Linked DNA regions of Homo sapiens: regions 2 and 3 are each linked to region 1. Evidence: read pairs that join two places in POLR2A ChIA-PET (ENCODE). Cell type or tissue: HepG2. All regions are shown on one strand.

Evidence for each region. Peaks named below come from ENCODE experiments on the same cell type or tissue, not always from the same donor. Only the 100,000 strongest peaks of a DNase experiment are listed, where the experiment ranks them.
Region 2: POLR2A ChIA-PET joins it to region 1 with 10 read pairs; 6 of 35 experiments call an interaction of 5 or more read pairs at or near these places.
Region 3: POLR2A ChIA-PET joins it to region 1 with 14 read pairs; 2 of 35 experiments call an interaction of 5 or more read pairs at or near these places.

The regions. Positions count from the first base shown.
Region 1 is chr1:56,410,423-56,418,422 of GRCh38, reverse strand. LINC01767 (long intergenic non-protein coding RNA 1767) reads right to left here and starts at 3,460. Exons shown (of 4, transcript NR_147163.1): 1 at 3,273-3,460; 2 at 3,081-3,175; 3 at 2,814-2,890; 4 at 2,457-2,641. LOC124904185 (a long non-coding RNA gene) reads left to right here. Exons shown (of 2, transcript XR_007066106.1): 2 at 5,896-8,000. In HepG2, CTCF peaks have their summits at 1,703 and 6,778 (motif pointing right); DNase peaks (open chromatin) are centred at 1,672, 3,492 and 4,532.
Region 2 is chr1:56,562,293-56,570,292 of GRCh38, reverse strand. All of the region lies in intron 1 of PLPP3 (phospholipid phosphatase 3), which reads left to right. Among named protein-coding and RNA genes, the nearest start is that of PLPP3, 13 kb to the left of the region's middle. In HepG2, no CTCF peak of the experiment used is centred here; DNase peaks (open chromatin) are centred at 482, 3,742 and 6,542; H3K4me3 peaks cover 712 bases.
Region 3 is chr1:56,327,209-56,335,208 of GRCh38, reverse strand. It overlaps LOC124904186 (a long non-coding RNA gene), which reads left to right and starts at 2,893. Exons shown (of 4, transcript XR_007066107.1): 1 at 2,893-8,000. RefSeq lists an enhancer at 2,737-2,796. In HepG2, no CTCF peak of the experiment used is centred here; DNase peaks (open chromatin) are centred at 3,178, 3,788 and 4,608; H3K4me3 peaks cover 537 bases.

The DNA of each region.
Region 1 (8,000 bases):
TGGGGTGGGAAGAAGCTGTCTAATTGGTTAACACGGAGCTAGGCACCAGAGAGGAAGTAAGGTTTCCTGGAGTTGAGGAAACTGCCATTTCCTCCTCCAGCAGGAAGCGGCCTTGGCTATTCTCAGCACCCCCTGGCCATGTGGAGCAATGGAAATCACAGCCTGGCACTGTCTCTGGTTTGCCTCCTGCAGTTTAACAATCTCCCAGTCAAAATAAACCGGCTCCTTAGGTCTCCAGGGCATGGTTAAGGTAATAATTGAGAGAAAGAGAGAAACCAGAGGCCTGGCTGTAGCATGAAGGCACGGAGAAACTTTTACAATGCCAAGCTGCTATTGGTTGCTGGTGCCTCATGAAAGCGATATAACTGCAGCACTGTGAGGGTCAACACATCAGGAGATTCAGTGATGGCTTCTCAAACAGCCGGGCTCCACCTTGCGAGAATTTGGAGCGATTTGCAGAGAGGAGATTGCTGATACTTTTAGTATCTATGCAGATGAGTTTGAACAGGAAAGCTGCATGATTCAGAAGAAAAGGAACTGGAAAAGGAATCAGACTCAAGTTCAAATGTGCACTTCACCAGACAAGCTATTTTGATGAGGTCACAACATTGTAAACTTTGCCTTCCTCATCTCTCAACAGCCATGGTAGAAAAAACCACCCTGTTTACCTCACAGAATTACTCTGAAATCAACTAGGATTCTTTCTTTATCTTCTTATGCCCACTGTTTCCAGAGCCCTGGAGATTCATTTTCTCCCTTGCTGTTTATTCCGGCCACAAAAGGTTATTGAGCACCTACTTAAAGTCTGGAAGTGATCTCCCCTGGGACAAGGAAAGATATAGTTTACATTCACAGGAGAAAGCAGATAACGAACAAGTAAACACAAATACATGAGATAATTTTATATTGCCATAAAGGGCATGAAGGAAATAAGTGAGTTGGGGGAGGAGGGATTACTCGGGATGAGGGAGGTGGAGGCCCCTGTGTGGAGATCACATCTGAATGGTACCTGACTGATGGGACCAAGTTCGCAATTGAAGGGGGTGGGCCTCTGAGTGGGAGGGGGCAGGGCTGTTCATTTATTTAATGTGTGTTTATAGGGGGAGTTTTTATTTTTGTTTGTTTTTTGTTGGTGGGGGGGATAGGGTCTCGCTTTGTCACCCAGGCTGGAATGCAGCGTTGTGATCAGGGCTTACTGCAGCCTCAACCTCCCAGGCTCTAGTGGTTTTCCCACCCCAGCCCCACTCAGTAGCTGGGACTACAGACACACATCACCTCACCTGGCTAATTTTTATTTTATTTTATTTTAATGGGGTCTTGCTATGTTGCTGGTCTCAAACTCCTAGCCTCAAGCAATCCTCCTTTCCCAGCCTCCCAAAGTGCTGGGATTATAGGCAAGAGCTGCTGAGCCAGGACTATGGAGGGATTTTTGATATGAGAGAAGTAGTGATAAATAAGACAATCAAGGTCCTTGCTGTCATGGACAGAGAAACAAAAGCAAACAAATGCAATCAGCCATTGATAAGCACTCTGCAGAGAATTAAGACAGAGGTTGGTCATGAGGTAGAGTAACTGGGTAATCAGTCCAAGGAAAGGGCAGTGCAAAGGCCCTAAGACACGAAGGAGGATGTGGGTTAGATAAACAAAGGAATGCAATGTTCTTTGGACCCACATGTGGATGTTTCTCATGGTCCACTGGTCACCCTGCTGGTCATACTTATTGCTGCCCAAATCACAGTGGCTCTGAGGCCCCTCCCATTTACTTGTGTGAATTCCAGGCTGTTTTGGAGGCTCTCCTTGCACCATCTCGTTTGCATCTCCTTGCAAACATCTTGTTGCAAACATCTCTTTGCAAACATCTTGTTGCAAACATCTCCTTGCAAACATCTTGTTTGCATCTCCTTGCACCATCTTGTTTGCATCTTGTTTACATCTTGCTTGCACCATCCTGTGCCCTGGGCATCACTCGGCCATGGCCCCCTCCTGGGTACCTGGAGCTCAGACACACTGCTAGACATAGCCTCAAGTTCAGACCCGCTGGCCCCTCCCTCATGGTGGTCTCCATGAGGACGCTGATGGGGAAGGTGGACAGCAAGGCCGATTCTAGCAAAATGCAGCTGATTGCAGAGAGGTGGCTCTGGAAGGTGATCAGGGACCCCAGTGGGATTCCCCGCCTTTGGGAGGCTGATAAGACACTGGAGAGAGACCTGGGTTTACTCCTTCAAGGAAAAAAAAATTAACATTGTCTGCTTTGTGCCAGATTGATGTCCAGCAGGGGCTGGCAACACCAGGGTCAATGAAAATCTAGCCCTCACCCTCCCCACTCATTGATCTTAGAGTTGAGTGAGACTTTAATACTAAGGTAGGGCATCTGGATGCAATTCCAGGAGCACCAACAGGCATCTGAATCACTCAGGAGACTTTCTGCAGCAAATTATAGCGAACCTAACTCACACTGGCTTGAACAATAAAAAGAGTTTATTGGTTCACCATCACCGAGAGGTTGAAAGGTGGGGAGGCTTCGGGTGTGGTGCAGTCAGGGCTTCAACTCCGGGTCTATGTGATTACCCTGGCCATGTCCTTCTTCTGTAGGTTAGCACCTTCCTTGGGCTGGTTTCTTCCAGGGTCACAGGATGGCTACCTGCAGACAGGGATGAGAGCAAGAGCATCACCCCCACAATCTCAGAATTCAATCTTGAGCATCTAGCTGATGGCCTTTTTCCACACCTGCCCAACGTCTGTGGCCAAGGAGATGCAAAGCCCTGCTAACCAATTCCTGTTGCAGAGCCAGTGGCACTACTGGGTCGACTCACCTCCTGAGCAGGAGGGAATTCTGCCTGAATCACTGGACAATGGTTGGAGGATGGACGTTGAGAAGTAGAAGTAATGTCTGTTACAATGGAAAGAGTGATATAACTGGATTTACATTGTTAAAGATCACTTTGGCTGGAGATAGTTTGGAGGAGCGCACAAGAGGAAGAAGGGAGAACAATTAGGAGCTCCCCCCAGGAGAGGTGATGGTGGCTGGGCCCAGGGGGAGGCAGGGGTGATGGAACAAAGGGGACAGACTAGAATCCTGCCTCTGATCCTTGGCAGCTGAGTGGCAGTGGCAAATCCCTTAGCTTCTCTTCACATCATTTTCCAAATCTGTAATATGGCTGTACAAATTCTTAGCCTTCAGGATTAAAGAAGATACATTAAACACGTGTAAAGAAGATACATTAAACACATTAAACACTACCTCAATAAGTGCATTTTATCATTGTTATTACCCAAACTCCTTAGCATGACGTTGGAGTCCCTTCGCATCTGGATCCACGTGACTCCAGGCGGCAGAGTTTCTGTGTTGGGCTGACAGTGCTCTTCCCGTCACAAGGTGGAAGCTTCCAAAAGGCAAAAACAATAACTCTACAGCCAGTTATGAAAGTTCTGTTTTGTCCCAGGGGATTTTGTACCTGGTCCCATCAGTCAGTGTCTACACTCTGAGCGGCACAGGGGGTGGTTTGTCGTGTTTTCAGTCCGCAAATATTGACAAAAGATTAAGGGTTGACTCAATGCACTTTGGTGAGTAAGAAAAAAACAGCTGGCTCAAATTTCCAGGCATTTATTTTCTCCTGAGTTGAGTTGCACTGTGGCTTTTGCCACTCCCCAGCTAGAGTCCTGAGCCCAGGAAAGCCCCTGCCTATCCCTGTCACTCCAAAATAATTTCACCAGAATCAGTGGGTTGAGTGTTTTTAGTACAGTCCATATAGTGCCTCAGCCTGCAAGGAAGATATGCATTCCTGGCAGAAAATGAGTCCATGCCAAATAGAGGGACCCTAAGCTAGGGATGTGTGTGTGTGTGTGTGTGTGTGTGTGGTGGGGGGCAGGGTGGGGGGCTGGTGGGAGCAGACCCATTGGGGGTATGGGGCAGTGGAGGGGGGATGGCACTACTTCAGTTTTTAGTTAGGTTTCAACTGGGATGATGGGAACCCATACGTTTGGGGATCAGATTGACCTGAGTTTTAATCTCATCCCTGCCATTCATTCATTGTGAGATTATTCATTCATTCAAAATAGGTCAGATATGGGATAAAAGCTTCAAAAGCTATTCCTAAGAAATGACTATCTAGTGATGGATACGGAGAAGTAGATTGTAACAGACTGTGATAAATGGGGAAAAAACAGAAGGTAGGAAGGACAGAGAGGGAGCACTGAATCCAGTGTTGCTTGGCGTGGTTGTGGTGGTCAGAAATCATGGGTTGCTTCCTGGAAGAAGCATCAAAGCATAGGGCTTCCTCCAGGAAGCACTGAGAAGGGAGAGGCATTAGCATGCAGAAGAGGTGTGCAGCAGGGATGGTGTTCCAGGCAGAAGTCTGTGGACAAACATGAGCATGGAGTGGAATGGGGTAGCGGGAGGCAGACCAGGCTGAAAGGGGAGCAGGGGCTGAACAATTAAGGCCATGAAAGCTGTTCTAAAGTTTCGACTTTATCAGAGGTCAAGGGAGAATCGTGGGAGGGTGTGAAGCAGAGGAAAGGCATGAGCACCACGCATTTTCAAGCATTTTTGGCTGCTTTGTGAAAAACAGACCAAAGCGGAATGAGGCAGGAAGTGGGGACAAAAGTCCAGAGGCTATCACATAGTACAGGTGAGAGATGGTAGCAGCTGGGTTGAAGGAAGGCTGTGGGGTTACGATAAACAGTCACCCGTGGAACTGGGGGATGTTTGTGATGTGGTCACAGGATCCTAGGGGAAGAACAGAATGTTATTAGGTGCCAGATGCTTCAATTGCCTCATGTTATTTCTAGTAACATCCCTGTGAGGTGGGCATGGACCTGACAGGGTGAGTGATGTGCCCACAGCTGGCAAGTGGTAGTGGCAGAACTCAACCCCAGGTCTGCCTATCCCCAGACCTGTGGTTTGTCACCACTGGATCATGCAGTTTTCCTAAGTCAAATGTAACAAGTTATTGCTTATCATATTTAAATTAAGACCCATAGAAGTTTTACCAATTCTGGAAAATTTAAATGGAGTGATAAATGCACTGAAGATAAAAGACTGAAGAAAGTTGTTGATTGATATCTTTGGAATGACCATCAGCATCCATCTCCTTCTGTGAAAACCCCAGCCACCATCCTCTCTGGGATTTTGAGGTCAGGTGTCATTATCACTAGGAAGTCTCCCTGGATTCCTACTTCCTCATCAACATTTATTTTATTTTATTAATTAAATTAATTAATTAATTTAGAGACAGAGTCTCCCTCTGTTGCCCAGGCTGGAGTGCATGGTGCAGTTTCAGCTCACTGCAGCCTCTGCCTCCCAGGTTCAAGCAATTCTCGTGCCTCAGCCTCCTGAGTAACTGGAACTACAGGTGCATGCCACCACACCCAGCTAATACATATATATATATATATATATATATATATATTTAGTAGAGATGGGGTTTGGCTGTGTTAGCCAGTCTGATCTCAAACTCGTGACCTCAGGTGATCTGCCCTCCTTGGCCTTCCAAAGTGCTGGGATTACAGGTGTGAGCCACCACATCCGGCCTCCCACCAAAATTTAGAGCACTCATTACCTTCTTATCATCGCCTCTTCACAGATCTGTTTTTCTTGCTGTCCTAGGAGCTTCTCGAGGGCACAGACTGTGTTTTCATCACTGTGGCATTCCCAATGCTTAGCGGGGTATAATACACAGTATTTGTTAAATATTGGATGAATGGATGAATGCAATCACGTTAGTGAAGGTGATACTAATAGAATCTGTTTGTTTTGGTTGAATGTGCAAGTGGAGATAAGGCTTAGTTGGTGTCCATTATCCCAAACATTTTACCTTTTGTTATGCCAAGTGTTGAGCCTTCTCTTGTTCTGTGAAATCATAAAAACTTTCTGTTTGTGTTCCCTCTTCCTCCTAGGGAAACAAGACTGCAAAGCAGCGTCCCCTTTGTATATATTCAACAGAGTTCTCCCTTTGCTGTTGTTCTCCGGGTTCTTTTGCACAAATTACATGTTCCTCCTACCCTGGCTTTAATCATCACAACCTTGAATCCTCATCAAACTCTCTGCCTATCTCAAACCAGTGCTTAAAGGACACTCTTACCCTTAGAAGAAATGGTATAATTTTCATAAACATGGGTCATTTCCCCCTTGCATAAATGTCAGATACAAAACCGCCACTTAACAAGATGTGCCAGAAATACAGAATGTCTGAACAAAGGCTGTTGACAATAGCATCTTTTTTCCTTTTTTGTAGTTCTGTGAAATTGCTCTCCCAAAATATTCCTAATGCTTTATTTACTTCAGTGTTGGGTTTATTTTGGGATAAACTTTCCTGAAGCTGAATCTTAGGATGTGATTCTTATCCTGGTCACATCCTGGGGAGTTGTTTTGTGACTTTTTTGAATGGGCCCTGGCTCTTCCAGGGAGCCCCTGGTGCTGAGGAAGAGGCAGGGGCCAGAGGATGTCAACTCCCGTGTGCGGAACACAGACAGAGATGACGAACCATCAGCTTCGGTGGAAATACTCCCCAAAGGAGAGCCTGCGCCGCCTGGTCTCCAACAATGGCAGAAGTGAACCCAGCTCAGACTTTATCAATGATCTGTTCCGGAGAGTGGTGTGTCTCATAGTTTCCAACATCTGAGTGATTTGTGACTATTAGGAATTCAGACACTGGATGATTAAAACCGCTGGTGCTGGGAATTTTCTCATTTCAGGAAATTTTGGTTGTGAGGCATGCTGGAACCTTACCAGCCAGCAGACACGAAGGGGAGGAAGTCCAGGCAGGGCCAGGAATGAGACTGTGGGAATTGACCAGAAGGCGGCACCACGGCTTAGCTTTCATGTCAGACAGATCTGCGTGGGCACCCTGCTTCCCTGAGCCTCAGTTTCTTTGCTAGCAGAGTGGAGGTGATGAGAGTTGAATTAAAGAATGTCATGCCTGGCACGCAGTAAGGGCTCCAGATGGGAGTTCTCCTCTCTTTTCTTTCCCTGAGTGGCTAGAAGTCTAATGAGTGTCTTAAGGGTGAGGTGAACTGAGGTTTTGTCTAGCCTATGGTTGGTCTGACTTGAGGGAAAGATGGTCTTCAGTGAGAATCTAAGCTAGAGCTTGGAGTTCAAGAGACTCGGCCTAGCTCTGAGAGATGAGGGACAAGGGCTGGCCAAAGAAAGATTGTCCAGATCCCAAGGCCTCTGGGCTCAGGGTTGGGCTTTAATCTGAACTTTGATCAGTGAGGAAGCTGACATAGCCCCAGGTTTATCCTGGATTATATAGTATAGAGCCATGGTTCTCAGCGTGGCCTGAGGACCCTGGAGGAACCTGAGGTACTTTTAGAGGTTCATGAGATCAGAACTATTTTTATAATGCTACTAAGATGTAATTTTCCCTTTTCATTGGTTGATGTTTAAACTGATGGTGTAAAAGCAACAGTGGTAAACAGCTGGTGCTTTAGTTTGGATCAAGGTAGTGGTAGCAAACTGCAGTAGTTATCATTGTATTATTCACCACCACATGTGCACGGTAGGAAGAAAAAAGTCAGTTTCACTTAATGTCCTTGACGAAGCAATAAAAATGATCAAATTTATTAAACTTCAGCCTTCGAGTGTCTGGCCTGTCTTTTTAATGATTGGTGTGATGAGATAAGAGTATGGGTAAAGCTTTTCTGTTGCCTACAAAAGCACAGTGGTGGTCTCAAGGAAAAGCACCAGAGTGAGTGAGTGAGTTGGGAGCTGAAGTAGCCATTTTCTCCATGGAAAACCATTTTCCTGGAAAGAACGATTGACAGACACACTGCAGTTATTCAGCCATGGGTAGTTGGCAGACACACACCCACACACACACCTACACACACCCACAGACACACGCACACACATCCACCCACACATATATATATTTAAATGATGAAGTCAGAGCTGTTACTTCAAGGAAAACAAATGACAGTATGTACGGCCAATTATAAAATTTGAGAGTTCAAATGAAAAACTGGGATTTTGGAAAACTTGTATCCTTCACTGTGAGCTGGTT
Region 2 (8,000 bases), 150 kb before region 1:
CTAAAACACATAATACACTATTACATTGACACGAAGGAAACCATTCTCATTGATGGTTTCTTTATATCTGGCCCCCAAATTAGTTTGTGGTATCAATCAGTATAATTTCTAGAGAGCCTATTAAGCCTATGTTTGTACCTGTCTTTCAGGTATAAGCCTTGTCTTCTGCAGATGATTCTTGAGCACCTACTATATGCCAGGCCCCAGGGTTTCCATGGCCTTAAGGAATTCCCAGGCTGGTGAAAGTGGAACAGGCTTTTGCCTAATGACAAACACTATATAAGTGATGACTTTGGAGCCTTAAGGGAGGGCCTACTCTAGCAGCACAGTGAAGAGTGATGAAGCTTGCCTGAGGGTGTGGAGCTGGGTCTTGCAAGATAAATAATAGCTCACAAGCCAGGAAGGGGGAGAAGGTATTGCAGCAGAGTGAAGCACAGGTGCTGAGACTTGGAAGCAGGGACCTATTTGGGAAGAGTGAGTAGCTGGAGGCTGGAATGTCAATATTGTGTGTTTGCACTGTGCGGGGGAAGAAAGGAGGACATTGGAGATGAGGCTGGAGAGATAGGTTAGAGCTAGATTATGAAAGGGGACTGGGTATGGCAGGCAGCTAAGGAATTTGAGTTTTATTTTGGTGAACGAGGAGAGCAAATGAAGTTTTCTTTTTGTTTTTCTTTTTATTTTTATCTTGGAAGATTTCATAGAGAAACCTACTACCTAGGAGTGAAATTGCTGGGTCCTATGGTAACTCCACATTTACCTTTTTGAGGAACTGCCAAACTGTTTTTCATAGTGGCTGCACCATTTTAGAAATATCTAAAGGCGGCTGGGTGCAGTGGCTCACACCTGTAATCCCAGCACTTTGGGAGGATGAGGCAGGCAGATCACGAGGTCAGGAGTTTGAGACCAGCCTGGCCAACATAGTGAAACCCCGTCTCTAACAAAAATACAAAAAATTAGCCAGGTGTGGTGGCAGGCGCCTGTAATCCCAGCTAATCAGGAGGCTGAGGCAGGAGAATCACTTGAACCTGGGAGGCAGAGGTTGCAGTGAGCTGAGAGAGCCATTGCACTCCAGCCCGGGTGACAGTGTGAGACTACATCTCAAAAAAACAAAAACAAAAAACTAAAGGCTAGTTACAGTATGTAAGAAAAATACAATAGTTTTATAAAAGACCTTTGGAATGAACATATTCATGAAAAGATTGGAGGAGGGAATTAATTTAATCTTATTTGGGTTTGGGAGAGATGACTGGATTTGAGGGTAGGCAAATGGGAGGCAGAGGAGCTAAAGACCAGTGGGGTGGCAAGTGCAAGCTGAACCGAGGGTACTGTGGTGGGAGCAGAGAGGGCTGGATAAGAAAGACATGACAGGGCCGGGCGCGGTGGCTCACGCCTGTAATCCCAGCACTTGGGGAGGCCGAGTGGGGTGGATCACAAGGTCAGGAGTTCAAGACCAGCCTGGCCAAGATGGTGAAACCCCATCTCTACTAAAAATACAAAAAAATTAGCCAGGCATGGTGGTGGGCACCTGTAGTCCCAGCCACTCGGGAGGCTGAGGCAGAGAATTGCTTGAACCCGGGAGGCGGAGGTTGCAGTAAGCCGAGATCACGCCACTGCACTCCAGCCTGGGCGACAGAGCGAGACTCGTCTCAAAAAGAAAAGAAAAAGAAAGATATGACAGGTACTTCCTGAACTCCAGGTTGGGAGCCTCTGAACTATGGTGAGGCCACTCCTTCCAGAAACACTTTAAATGCAGGATTTATAGGAGATTTATGAAATCTATTAGTAAATGCTTTTTTATGTGCATAGCCTTATTATGAAGACGAGGCTGTGAGTTATATTCTTTTGTTCTGGACTTTTTAAGTTTCTCAAATGCCCCTTAAAATAAGTGGGCTATAAATCCTCTTGGCTTAGAGAAAGGGTTTTTCCTGGGTTGCAATGGTATTTTATTCAAAGAGCTTTATTGAGATATTCACATACTATGCAATTCATTTCTTTAAAGCACACGATTCATTGGTTTTTAGTATCTTTTCTTTTTTTTTGGTTTTTAGTATCTTCACGGTTAGGTAAACTATCACCACAACCAATTTTAGAACATTTCATCACTGCAAAAAGAAACGATACCCACTACCAGTCACTCCCCATTTTTCCTCCACCTTCCCACATCTCATGGCAACCACGAATCCAATTTCTTTCTCCATAGATTTGCCTGTTCTGAATATTTCATGTAAGTATAATCATATAATATGTGGTCTTTCGTGACTGGCTTCTTCCACTTGGCGTACGGTTTTTAAGGTTCATTCATATTGCAGCATGTATCCTTCATTTCTTTTTATTGTCAAATAATATTCCATTATGTAGACATAACACATTTCATTTTTACCTTCACCACTTGATGAACATTTGGGTGATTTCCACTTTTTGGCCATTATGAATAGTGCTGCTATGAATATCCATATAAATGCTTTCAGTTCTCTTGGGTCTGTATACCTAGGAGTGGAATTCCTGGATCATATAGTAACTCCATGTTTACCTTTTTGAGGAACTGCCAAACTGTTTTCCGTTGAGGCTGCATCATTTTAGAAATACCTTAAGATTGGGCTGGGTGCTGTGGCTCACGCCTGTAATCCCAGCACTTTGGGAGGCCGAGGCGGGTGGATCACGAGGTCAGGAGATTGAGACCATCCTGGCTAACACAGTGAAACCCCGTCTCTACTAAAAATACAAAAAATTAGCCAGGTGTGGTGGCGGGTACCTGTAGTCCCAGCTACGTGGGAGGCTGAGGCAGGAGAATGGCATGAACCCGGGAGGCAGAGCTTGCAGTGAGCCGAGATCGCGCCACTGCACTCCAGCCTGGGTGACAGAGCGAGACTCCATCTCAAAAAAAAAAAAAAAAAAAAAAGAAATACCTTAAGATTAATGCAGACATGTAAGGGAAACAATGCCAGAATTTTCCTGAAGATTTGGAATTAACATATTCATAAAACCACTAAAGCGTCACTTTGTTTTTAGAGGGATTTTTCACAAAGAAACACGTTTTGAATCAGTTTAGTGGTGCCACTGGGTTTAAGATGAGTGAGCAGAGAACAATAAGCTGACTGGGAAATCGATGCTGGGTGGTCAGCTAGACCCGCTCACCCACTGAGTAGCACTTCCACAAAGCAGGCTGTGACTGTGACGTACAGACTCTTGTCTCAGCAGAACAAAGAATGGATCTTCAGAGTACTTTGAAAACAGTTAAACATGCAAATAGTAAAACCTATATATCCCTGGGATCTGCTTTACAATATTTTAAAGGCATGAAATAGAAACCCATCTATTTTCAGTTCCTGATGAGGCTGATTTTTCACCCTTTTCCCCACCTCTGGATATATGGCTGTGTATGTGTAGTTGTCATCTTAGGAACTAAAATTACCATGTATCTTTTAGACTCATGTGCTGGATGCCAAGAAATATTAAAGAATATAAGACACAAATACAAATCCTGAATAATGAGTTGATCTATAAATGCACTAAAAAATCAAGTTGTAAGTATGTGAAAATTAAACCTCAAATATTACAAAAGGGTGAGGAAAAGGGATCCCCATTTATTGTTAGGTGCTTCACATGATATCTCACTTAACCTTTTTAATAACAGAATAAGGGAAATGTTTCAAACCTGGTTTTGCAGCTCAGAGAGGGTAAATGATTTGCCCAAGTTCTTACAGCTGATATGTATCGGGGCTGGAATTTGGACTCAAGCTTGACTAAATAATGACGATTGCTGACATTTATTGAGTGCTAGCTAGGTACCTCTCACCAGGTTAAGCAGCGTGTATACATTCTCTTATTTAATCCTCCCAATGAGCCTATAAAGTACTTGTTACTATTGTCTCCATTTTACAGAACGGAGGTAAGAGAGGTTAAAAATAACTTACCAAAGGTGGTGCAGTGAGTGAGTTTGAGAGGTGGGGTCAGACGTCTGCCTGGTGAGGTCATTCTTAACTACTAGGCCCTACTGCCTATATTCTCCACGTGTTTCTGAATCCCATGCTTTTCTCCACTACTCCATGCTGGCTTTCGCATTGGCAACCCCTGAAGCGTCGTCCAAAATGAGTTGGACTAGTGGTTCTCTGGACCTGTGAAGGTCTGTTAGGTCAATCATGGGGCATCCTCTGCTATTTTCAGTACTTCAGAAATATCTAGGCATACTGAACTTTCACCAGTGATTAACTTGTCAAGCCTAACTCACAGCATCAGCCTCTGCCTAGACTAGTCAAAGTATCAGCATGCTGTGTTTGTGATGTGAATGACTGCTGTCAGTTCACTCTGGTCTTGTTTATTTCTGCTAATGATGAGATGAGACACTTTTTGTGCTTGGATTAGCAAAAATAAACGATGTGAAATATAGTTTACTTGGTAAGTACAGATGTCTTCTAGATGTGTCATAGAGGGGCAAGAATTAACTATGAGGGATTTTTGTTGCTGAAAAGGCTGGACACCCTAGAATGGACCATCAGCTCTAAATTTTGAGGTAAGGAAGACCACTGGGTCCTGGATCCTATAGAAGGCTTTCTAAAGAAAGGAGGGGCTTTAGGCCAGGCGCAGTGGCTCACACCTGTAATCCCAGCACTTTGGGAGGCTGAGGCGGGCAGATCACCTGAGGTCAGGAGTTCGAGACCAACCTGGCCAACATGGTGAAACCCTGTCTCTAATAAAAATACAAAAATTAGCCGGGTGCGGTTGCGGGTGCCTGTAATCCCAGCTACTCGGGAGGCTGAGGCAGGAGAATCGCTTGAGCCTGGGAGGCAGAGGTTGCAGTGAGCCGAGACTGTGCCACTGCACTCCAGTCTGGGCAACAGAGGGAGACTCTGTATCATTTAAAAAAAAAAAAGAAGGGACTTTAGGCCTTTTATCATTCACATCAGGCAGTGGTAATGGGTCACTCTGTTTGTGACCCTTTTTGTACCTTAGGCTCGAGCTACTGTCCTTGTGGTTTGGTGTAACCTTTAAGTCACATTGAAAGATTTTGAGCTTCTCTGGTTAGTGGCTGCGGATGCAGCTCCTTCATTAAATGCAGTACATGGAACTTCTACCAGTAGCCTCTTCCCCACAAATGACCCACATTGTTGTAAAGTTAGCAACCACTGACAGGAAGTGGCAGAATGCGTCTCAGCCACACAGCAGATTTCATTAGACACTCTCCCAAAGTAGCTGTTTGGGTCAATTTGGCCTCAGTAGGTTTATAGAGAAGAATGGCTTAATCCATTATTTCTCATTGTTACATTTGTCTTGCTGTCATCTTAGCCTTAATGGATGTTTTCATTAGAAGCACAGTGTCTTCCTTGGAAGCAAGTGCACACACATATGATCAGAGAGAGGAACTTCCAGCAAGCTGAGATTTTAAAAATATTTCCAAAGTTGTTACCAACTTACTGGAGAATCTTTTGTTTATTGGGTTTGTCATTTAAATCTGTCTGGAGAGTAGCAGCTCCAGTGACACCGCAGGAGGGATTTTGGGCTGCACTCACCTTTGTGACTGATTGCTTTGAAAGGTCAGCTCTATAGATGTTATATGAAAGCAGAATTCCTAGGGACTGGCTGGGAAATTAAAATATACTTCTTGAGTCAAAGCATTCAAAATACAGGGCTTTCAATTCGAGGGGAATAATAAGCTGTCTTGATTTTAGGTTTAATTTTCCTAAGGCTATTAATGGAGTTGAGGGACCTTTACTTATGATTTTGCCATAAATTTGTTGTTGCAGCTGTGCTTGCCCTAGCTGTGAAATCCAAGGATTTATTATTAATTAATAATCCCTTTTACTGAACAATTCTACCAAATGATAACGTTTGCATCTGAGAGTTTGAATTTATATATTCTTTCTTGCCTCAATTAATTTTTCTCATTGTAGATCTCCAGTTACCTAGCCCCTCAAAGCAAACAAAACATCAGTACCACCACATGCAAAATATCATTGTTCACATGTCAGTTGGAACAAAGCTGGGAAACTAACCTTTTTGAGCATTGACAGTATAGTCAGACACATCCACGAATCTCATCAAATCATACAAGCCTGAAGGGGAGGTATTCCTCTAACTGGTTTTATAGATGAGACAGTCGTTGTGCAGAGAGATTGAGGGGCTTGCTCAGGATCTTGGGACTAGAAAATGGTGGAGCTTGTAGGCTATGACCCAACCAACACCTATGCTCTTTCCTCCAAGAATTAAGATTGCAATTTGAATTTTCACTATTAGTTTCAATAATGAGCATATGAAGAAAGCAAGCAAGTCAGAAAATTTAAAAATGAAATTATCACACCTTGTAAAGTGTTCAGATTTGACTTGAAGTTTAAAGTCTTTTGTCCATTTCAGTATTTCCTGTTTCTTTGTAAATCCGTAGAGGATAGACGTGAACTCCAAACCTTTACACTGGAAGAGAGAGGCATGAACTTTACTGAATACTTAATATGTGGCAGGCAGTGAGCTAGGGGCTTTTCATACGTTATTAACTCACTTGGATTTCACAACAACACTATGAAGGTGGAGGTTGAAGTTCATTCTGTTTTTCTCAGAACTTGGTCAGCAATGTCTATAGCAATCCTCATTGATGGGTTGGTGACACACTGTTAATAATTCAGCTAATCAGTAGCAGAGGTCATTTACTAACATTTCAGGGAAAATGCTCTGCTAGAATCTGCTTTGAGCTGGTCACTTGGGCCATCTATCCACTTTTACTGAAAATATATCAGAGAGAATCTCAGTTCCAGTTCTGTAGAGCCTTAGAAGAAAAGGTCAGGAGCCATGGTAGGAGAATACTTGGCCAATTTTCTACAGAAATGGAATATCTTTTCTGCAGAGAGACAGCAATATCAGATTGTATTGTTAATTCTTCTTATCAGTCTTCTCCAAAGGTGTTAAAAAGCCAGGGAAATGAAACATTTTGAGTGAAGGAGCCTGCACTTTGGAAAACGCTCCGTGTATTTCCCAGGCTATTGTAGGGCCCCTATTCAGTTGGGATTTGAATGGTGGTGTGATTAGCATGAAAGCAAGTGTATAAAGTAGGTCTTTTCTCCCTTTCCTAAAAGAAGTTTTGTGGCATTTCTTTTTCTGACAGAGTTGGCATGAAGCTTTGACAAACACAGACCCATGGAAAAGTTAAATAGGACTTAGAGTAGGTCCATTTTGTACAGATCCTACACACTTAGAATGCAGAGCAGGAAAGCAGCTGGCAAGAGGCCCCTCAAACCATAGGAATCATAGCAAGGGCTCTTCCTCCACTGTGGACCAAGGATGAATAGGAAACACCCACAAGACCAATGGGAAAGTATATCCTGGGCTGTTGATCATTTTCTGTATTACCAGAAAATGACAGATAAGCACATGCCTGTGAGTCCACTGCCTATCTCTCCCAGTATTTGTGGAGATAAATACAAAGTGCTGAGGGAAAGTCTAAGAAATATAAGAGGTGGAACCTGCCCTAAGGAAGAAGGTGACAAGATGAGAAGATGGACACACAGATGGAAAAAACATGGCCAGGTGTCCTGAGCTGATAATTAAATGAAATTTTAAAAATATTGAGTCTAAGAGATAGCTTGATGCTGTTCTTGCCTCCAGTCTCAGCTTTGCTGTATTAGCTGAGTGACCTTGGGCAAATGTTTTCTATTTTGTGAATGATAAAATGGGGATGATGATTTGTTCCCTGCCTACCTCACAGAGCTTTTGAGACCAAATGGTATAGTATCCCACAGGTATAGAAAAATATTTTGCAACTGCAAGCTCTTGTTTGTACAATGAATATTTTTTTTGTTGTGTCTGAATTTGCTCTCTTTTCTCCATTCTTCCTTTTTCGACTGCATTTTAGGCACATGCTATCATTTACCCAGATCTGAAAAAATGTCTTTACAGATTTTATTTCTAGGTTGATAGTCTCTCCTCCCCCGTGTATTCTTTATGCAGTGAGTCTACAGGGTCATTTGTTACTACTACAATCCCGATCACATAGGCCTGTCTCTTCAGAACAGGAC
Region 3 (8,000 bases), 83 kb after region 1:
GTGCCTGAATTGGGAAGGAGATTTGGGCATGAGTGAGATACCATTTCATGATGCTGTCTGAAAATATATTGAGTCCACTAAAGGACAAAATTTGGGCAAGTGCTACTTCTGCATTTTATGGCAAGTGTCAAACCTCTTGCCTTGCAAATAGTAGCAAAACAAATCAAAGACAACTGCTTTGGTTCCTTTCTTATTCAAAGTGGAAAAAGTTGGATAAAAGATTATCAGTGATGGTCGGGTGCTGTGGCTCATGCCTGTAATCCCAGCACTTTGGGAAGCTGAGGTGGGCAGATCACCTGAGGTCAGGAGTTTGAGACCAGCCTAGCCAACATGGTAAAACCCATCTCTAAAATACAAAAATTAGCCAGGCATGGTGGCTCATGCCTGTAATCCTAGCTACTCAGGAGGCTGAGGCATGAGAATCACTTGAACCTAGGAGGCAGAGGTTGCAATGAGCTGAGATCACATTGCTGCATTCCAGCCTGGATGAAAGAGTGAGACTCTGTCTCAAAAACAAACAAACAAACAAACAAAAAAACTGTCAATGATAATAACTATCCTGTTACAAATGTACACACCCTTTTTCTCTGAAAGTAGCTATTCATTTTCTCATTTGATCCTCACAGCAAGTCCTGGGGGTAGATAGGGCAGGTATTAACCCTATTTCATAGCTAAGAAAAGAAATACTTAAGTTCACGAGGGTTAAATTCCTATCCAAGGTCACCAGCTAAGAAGTAGGAGATGTGGGTCTTGACCCTAGTCTTCTGATTCCAAATCCTCATTGAGTGACGCAAGCTGTTTTCTCCTCCACGTCTTTGCTCATGTTGTCCCTTCTGCCTGAAACAACTTAAAGCAAAGAAAGAACTTTCTAACAGCCACATTATCCAAAGAAGGAATGAGGTAATGAGCTCCTCATTGCTGGAGAAGGGTAAGCAGAGGGGAAACCAATTGGCAGGGATATTGCAGATGAGATCCAACTATTGAATTGTAGATTGGACCTGACAGTCCTAAAGTCCCTTCCAAACCTGTGATTCAGTATCATTAGCCTAAAAGTACTAAAGCTAGCATATAATCTCTGGACATGGAAGCCAGGCTGAGAGAGCAGAGTGTGGAATATGGATTCTGAACCAGAGGGAACCCTTCAATTCACATAATCTCAGAACATCATAGCCAGAGGGGGCCTTGGCCCAGGTCCCTGGGCCAACTGTCAAACTCCCCTCCCAACAATTACCATTGTGCTAATTAGGACAGCCCCAGCAATCTGAAAAAGAAGAATTTCAAGGACTGTTCTGGCTCTGAATATCTGGAAAAAGGTGCATCTTGGTGGCTCCTGGAGTAGACCAGTCGGGGAGGAAGTTCTAGGAGGGACTCTTACAGAGACCAGCTGGACTAGAGCTTCTCTTGACTCCAAAGACACTTGACCTCAAATTTAGCTTGGTCACTTAACAAGGCTGTTGGGAGAAACAATTCACTTCAAAACTTAACCAGTGAAACACATGTACATGCTATCAACTGGTGAGCAATGGGCCAAACCAACCCCTGCTACTGATTCTTGGAGCAGAGGCAAAAGGGGCAGGGCATGGACTGATACACTTTAGAGTTGCATAGCTTTGAGTTAAAATTCTGGTTCTGTCACTGTTTTTTTTTTTTTTTTTTTTTTTTTTCAGAGACAGGGTCCTTCTCTGTCACCGAAGCTGGAGTGCAATGGCGCATTCATAGCTCACTGCATCCTTCAACTCCTGGACTCAAGTGATCTTCCTGCATCAGCCTCCCAAGTAGCTGGGATTACAGACATCTGCCACCACACCTGGCTCATTTTTTAATTGTTATTTTTTGTAGAGATGGGGCCTTGGTGTTTCTCAGGCTGGTCTCAAATTTCTGGTCTCAACCAATCCTCCTGCCTGGGCCTCCCAAAATGCTGGGATTACAGGTGTGAGCCACTGTGTTCAGCCTCTGTCACTGTCTTGTAAAGTGACTCTGCAAATTAGTCACCTGTCTTTCCCTGTTTTCTTATCTATAATTTGGGAATTATGTAGGCACCCCTCTCAGAGAAATGAGTAAAATAACAGATATATATATATTCACATGGTACAAAATAGGTGTTTAATAAATCCCAATTTGTTGACCAAGTGCCGTGGCTCATGCCTGTAATCCCACCACTTTGGGAGTCCAAAGCAGATAAATCACTTGAGGTCAGGAGTTCAAGACCAGCCTGGCCAACATGACAAAACCCCGTCTCTACTTAAAATACAAAAATTAGCTGGGTGTGATGGTGCATGCCTGTAATCCCAGCTACTCAGGAGGCTGAGGCATGAGAATCTTTGAACCTGAGGGGTGGAGGTTGCAGTGAGCCGAGATCGCACCACTGTGCTCCAGCCTGGGTGACAGTGAGACTCTGTCTCAAAAAAAAAAAAAAAAAAAAGAAAAGAAAAGAAAAAAAAATCCCAATTGGCTGCTACCATCCCAGGTAGTATCAGCGTGTCCAATTACTGAAATATAAATGTTGTATAACATTTAAAGATACATGAAAACACTCGGAAAAAAAAATTTAAGAAATTGCCTACTGTTTTCTTAGATATTTGAGTGAGACCCAAGGGCTAACATTTATTATCCATCATTCAGTACAATTTGAAACAAAACAATGGGAGCCTGTGGGTCATTAATTTGGTTCAAGGGGTTATCGTGCCCAAGTCTAACTCAGTGTTCTTCACAGCTTTGCCCAACACTGGGTTTTCCCCTGCACTCTCCACCCCACGCCCCCTGTCAACATGACTGATGAATTCAATATCCCCCTCTTTCCAGCTGACGAGTCATTGAGCTGACTCCAATCAGCAGGATCCCCTGGTCGCCTGACTCAGGCCTCCCCAGTCAGAGGTAGAGTCTGCGGTGGACAGACAGACAGGTCTGGAGAGGCTGGTAAGTAAGAACTCCCCGAGTGCCTCCGCCAAGAACCGATTTGAAGAGGTTGCCATTCACTCTGTCAGGCTGCGTGTGGGATTCATCAGGACCCAGCCTCGCTTTCTTTCACCCCGCATCAATGTGCCCTAAAGGATTTTTCTTTAAACCTGATTGCTTGGAAGGCATTGTAAGTCCACTGCTTTGTGATTCATCAATCCATGACAGCTCATTATTCCAGAAGCATTTAGGCCCCAAACCAGGAGAGAGGGAAAGGTTTCTTGGTGCCATAACGGGACAAAGGTTCACTGGCTTATTGATTCATGTCACAAATATTTACTCAGCCTGCTATTTAACTATGGAGATGAACTAGGAGGTGGATATTTGCTGGTGGGCCTCACTGTAAAGAAATCCCACTCAACAAAGTAGAGTCCAGAAATTCTGACTTAAGTACTATTAATATTGAACTTCTGAGAAAAGCATTTTACATACATCACCTGACTGACTCTATGATGTCTCTGTATGTAATACAGTATCTTTATTTTACACATGAGAAAACGGAGGCTCACAGGGGCTCAGTGGCTTATTCAAGTTCCATAGCTAGAAGGCAGCAGAAATGGGATTCAACCTGTCTGACTCCAAATCCCATGCACGTAACCATTTTTTACTGCATTACTTGTTCCCACATTTTTTTTTAGTTGTTGATAGGTTAAAAGGAAAACAAAGCTGTTTATGGAAGCATTTGAAAAATATAATGCTCTCAGTTGTAAGAGAATACTGTAGTATTGAGTTATCTGGAATTGCATGGGATGTAACATTCAATGGACAATGGAGCATTTGGTGGCCTGACCTCTCTTCCAAGTTCAGGAGGCCTCTCAAGTTTCAGTCATCAAGGCTCCCCTGGAGCACTGGGATTCTGAACTATTTCCTTATGTACTTCTCCTGGGCTGAGGCTCCTGAGTGTGGCTGAACCTGGTGGCACTCTTCTGCCACATAGAGATGAGGTCAGCCTGGACACTGCCCTGGGGTTTTAATCTAAATAACCACTGGATTAGGCTGCATTCAAGCTGGCAAAAATGTTTATTTCTTATATCTACTTGAAGTAAGCTTCCTTTCCAACAGCCCCCACTAAAAGAGAAGGGATAGAGGGCTTGTCTGTGTTCAGAGAAATCTCTCTTGTATTCATTAGCTGTCGGTAATAGAGGCTGAGTTTTTCAGATCCAAAAGACATGGAGATAGGATATTAAGAGACAATATGGAGTAGCAGAAAATGTATTGAGCTGGGAGTCTTACTCTAGGTCAGAGTCCCTTGTATTCAATACTTCACTCACTGTGTCACTTTGGGCAAGTTGCTTAACTTCTCTGTTTTCATTTTTACATCTATAAAATGGAGATGATAATACTTCTTTATCTTACAGAGTTATTGTGCAGGTCATATATAATAATAATTTTATTCATTCATTCATTCATTCAGTGACTGCTAGAAACTTGATATAATGATGAATAAGACAGTCATAGTCTATGCTCATGAAGCTTACAGTCTAGTGGGAGAGATAGATATAAATCAATCTTGATGGAGAAGTAGTTGTTCAAACAAAAGTTATGAAAAAGTATTATAAGAAAGGAATATAGGGTGCTGTGAGGGCCTATGGCTGAAAGTGTCATTGAAAATGAAACTAGAGGGATGAGTCATAGGTGGTGGAATTAAAGGGGAGAGGAAGGGCATTTTGCTTAAGTAAAGCAGCATGCATGCAGTTGCAATGGAGTTTTGCACAAACCAAGAACGGAGAGAAAGTCAATGTGTAACATGACCATATGGTCCTGTTTTCTGTGGATAGTCCCTTTGTAAACCCAGTGTATTCATTATAGAGCTTTTTTGCATTCCCTAAAGCATCTCTACTGGATGGAGAAATAATAGTCATCTCATTAATGTGGCTGGTGTGTAGTGAGCAAAGTGGGATGTTAGGCTAAACAGGTTCACTTAGATAGATCCAAGCTTTGTAGATCATATTAAGGAGTTTGGTCTTTACTTCAAGAGCAGTAGGCACAAACTGGAGCTTAAAAATTAGATCAGAATACTAGTTAACATTTATTTAGTATTGCTACATGCCTGTATTATGCAATCTGCTTTAGAAGACAGAGGTGCCATTGCAATCTCCACTTTATATACAAGGAAACTGAGCCTTGTACAGATCAAGGGACTTGCCCAGGGCCACATGATGATTAGTGGCGGAGTGCTGATTTAAAGCCAGATGTCATTCCCAAGACTAGGTATTTAATCTCTCTGACACTGACTCCCAGTGTGGAAGCCTTTAGCTATAAATGCATTCTGTTCAAAAGCTACTTCTTTTCTGAGCACTTAGCCAACTTTCATATAGGCATGTTGAAGTAAAGTGAAGCCTTCACAGCAACATCTCCCTACTCTATGAAACAGTAGAACTGAGTGCTAGAACGGACGTCAAAATAGCAGCAATGAAACCCACTGTGGCATCAGTATTTAGGATTCAGGCCCTGGTCCTGCCAGCTGTGACCTGAGTAAAGCCACTTGACTTCTCAGAGTCCATTTGACAACTCTCTAACAGGACAAACCTAGTCCTTTACCAGGAAGAACACACCAAATGTGAAAGGGCCCTGCAAACTGGAAAATGCAATGGTGATAACAACAACCAAACCCAAGAAAAACCTTTGTTAGGAGCTTTCTTCTTACCAAAGGACTGTGTTAAGTGATTTATGGAAATTTTTTTCCATTTACCCTTCAAAATTACCCCACAAAATAGGCACTATTATCATCACCATTTAACACATGTGTAATCTGAGGCCCAGAGAATTAAGTAACTTTTTATTTATTTATTTATTTATTTATTTATTTATTTATTGGAGAGGTGGGGGTCTTGCTATGTTGTTCAGTCTGGTCTTGAACTCCTGGCCTCAAGTAGTCTTCCCACCACAGTACCCCAAAACATTGGGATTATAAGCATGAGCCACTGCGCCTGAAAATAATTAAGTGACTTGTCAAAGGTTACAGGGTTGGTACTAAGAGCCACCAAGCTAGGGTTCTTTGCCATTATATAAGTTATGAAACAGTTTTATGAAAAGTACTATAAGAAAGGAATATAGGGTGATGTGAGGGCCTGTGCCTGAAAGTGTCATTGAAAGTGAAATGGGATGAGTCATAGGTGGTGGAATTAAAGGGGAGAGGAAGGATGTCTTGCTTAAGTAAAGCAGCATGCATGAAGTTGCAAAGGAGTTTTGCACAAACCAAGAATGGAGAGAAGGTCTGTGAAGGTGGTCATATGAACAGGATATAGGCTGTTTTCTGGGGATAGTCCCATTTAAACCCAGAGTCCTTATTAATAGGGCTATTTTGCACTCCCTAAAGCATCTCTACTGGATGGAAAAATAATACAGTCATCTCATTAATGTGGCTGGTGTGTAGTGAGCAAAGTAGAATGTTAGGCTACAAGCTCTGTCCAAAGAGGACAGCATACCACAGATGGCTCTGAACCATTTATCCCGAGAGCTTAAGAGCCCCAAGGATGAGGATGTTCAAGAAGAGAAGTGGAAGGCAGAGAGGCACTGGCTTATGGGAGTCTGTCCAGGAAGAGAAAGTGACCTCAGGTTAAGGCTCACTCACAGGGTGTTGAGGGAGTCCTGAGATGGCCAGGAAGGGCCAGAGAGGAATTGATGATGAGAAGTAAATTTGTTAGGACACAAATGATGGGTTTTGTTTGGAAGATAGATCTCTTTTTTGCTCTGAATAGCATAGTAAATGAGAATATGACTACCATTTTGGTGAGTTCTCAAGTGGATTTTATTGAGGATGGTACAACATTGCTATGTGTTTTCTCTCATCAATCAATCAACAAATGCTGCACAAACCAAGACTCAACTAATGTGATAAGTGCCATATTTTGAGAATTTATTGCCTATCAACTATCATTCCATATTTTTTATACATATTACTCCATTAAACCTTTAAATCAGGCCCTGTTTTACAAATGAAGAAACAGCACAGGAAGTGAAATTCTAAGCCAAAGTTCCCATAGCTGGTGAATGGGTTTGAACCAAAGTTGTTCCACTTCAGAGTTTGCATTCTCAATCACTGGACAAGGTCACCTTCACCGACATATACCAAGTAGAGTGGTCTCAACTCATATTTATAAAGTGCCTGCTCTGTCCTGGGCCCTATGAGTTGCTTTTATATAACTTTATTTAATTTGGCTTTGCCATATAACCCTGGACATGGCACTTAACACTTTTGGTCTATTTCCTCATCTGTAAAACGAGGATAGTAATAGTACTTACCACAGAGGACTGATAAGAGAATTAAGTGAGATAAGTAATGCAAAGCACTTAGTAGAGAGCCTGGCAAGCAGAAAGCACTGGAAAAGTGTTTGCCAAATCAATATTCTGGACAACTGCCTTGTTCTATAGTTGCTTTATCTATTATTCTAATTTTAGCCTGGAGCTGAGAGCCATAAAGAAGGCAGAAGACACTATTTGCTTGCCTCTGGATGACGCAGAAGAGCGACTCTTAGCATCATAGCTACTATTGCTTCTTCTTCCTGATCCCCTGCTGCCTCCTCTTCCTTCTTCTTCATGTACAATAAACTGCACATATTGAAAGCATACAATATGATACGTGTATATACACACCTATGAAACTATCAAAAATAATTAAAATAGGGAGCATATCCATCACTCCCATATGCTTCCCTGTACCCCTTGATGGTCCTCTCCTGTCCTTCTCTACTTGCTTCCTCCAACCTCATTCCCATCCCCATCCACATCCCCGTTTTCATCTCCATTCCCATCCCCATCTACATTTCCACCCCATCCCCATTTGCATCTCCATTTGCATCCCCACTCCCATTCCCATCCCCACTCCCATTCACATCTCCATCCCCATCCCCTTCCCCAGCCTGTCCTCATTTTCACCCCCATCCCTGTCCCCAAATCCATCTCCATCCTCATCCCCATCCCCATCCCCATCTCCATCTTCAGGCAACCATGGATCTGCCTTCTGTTACTGTAGATTATTTTGTATTTCTAGCATTTTACATAAACAAAATCAAACAGTAAATATTCTTTTTAAATTTTGCTCT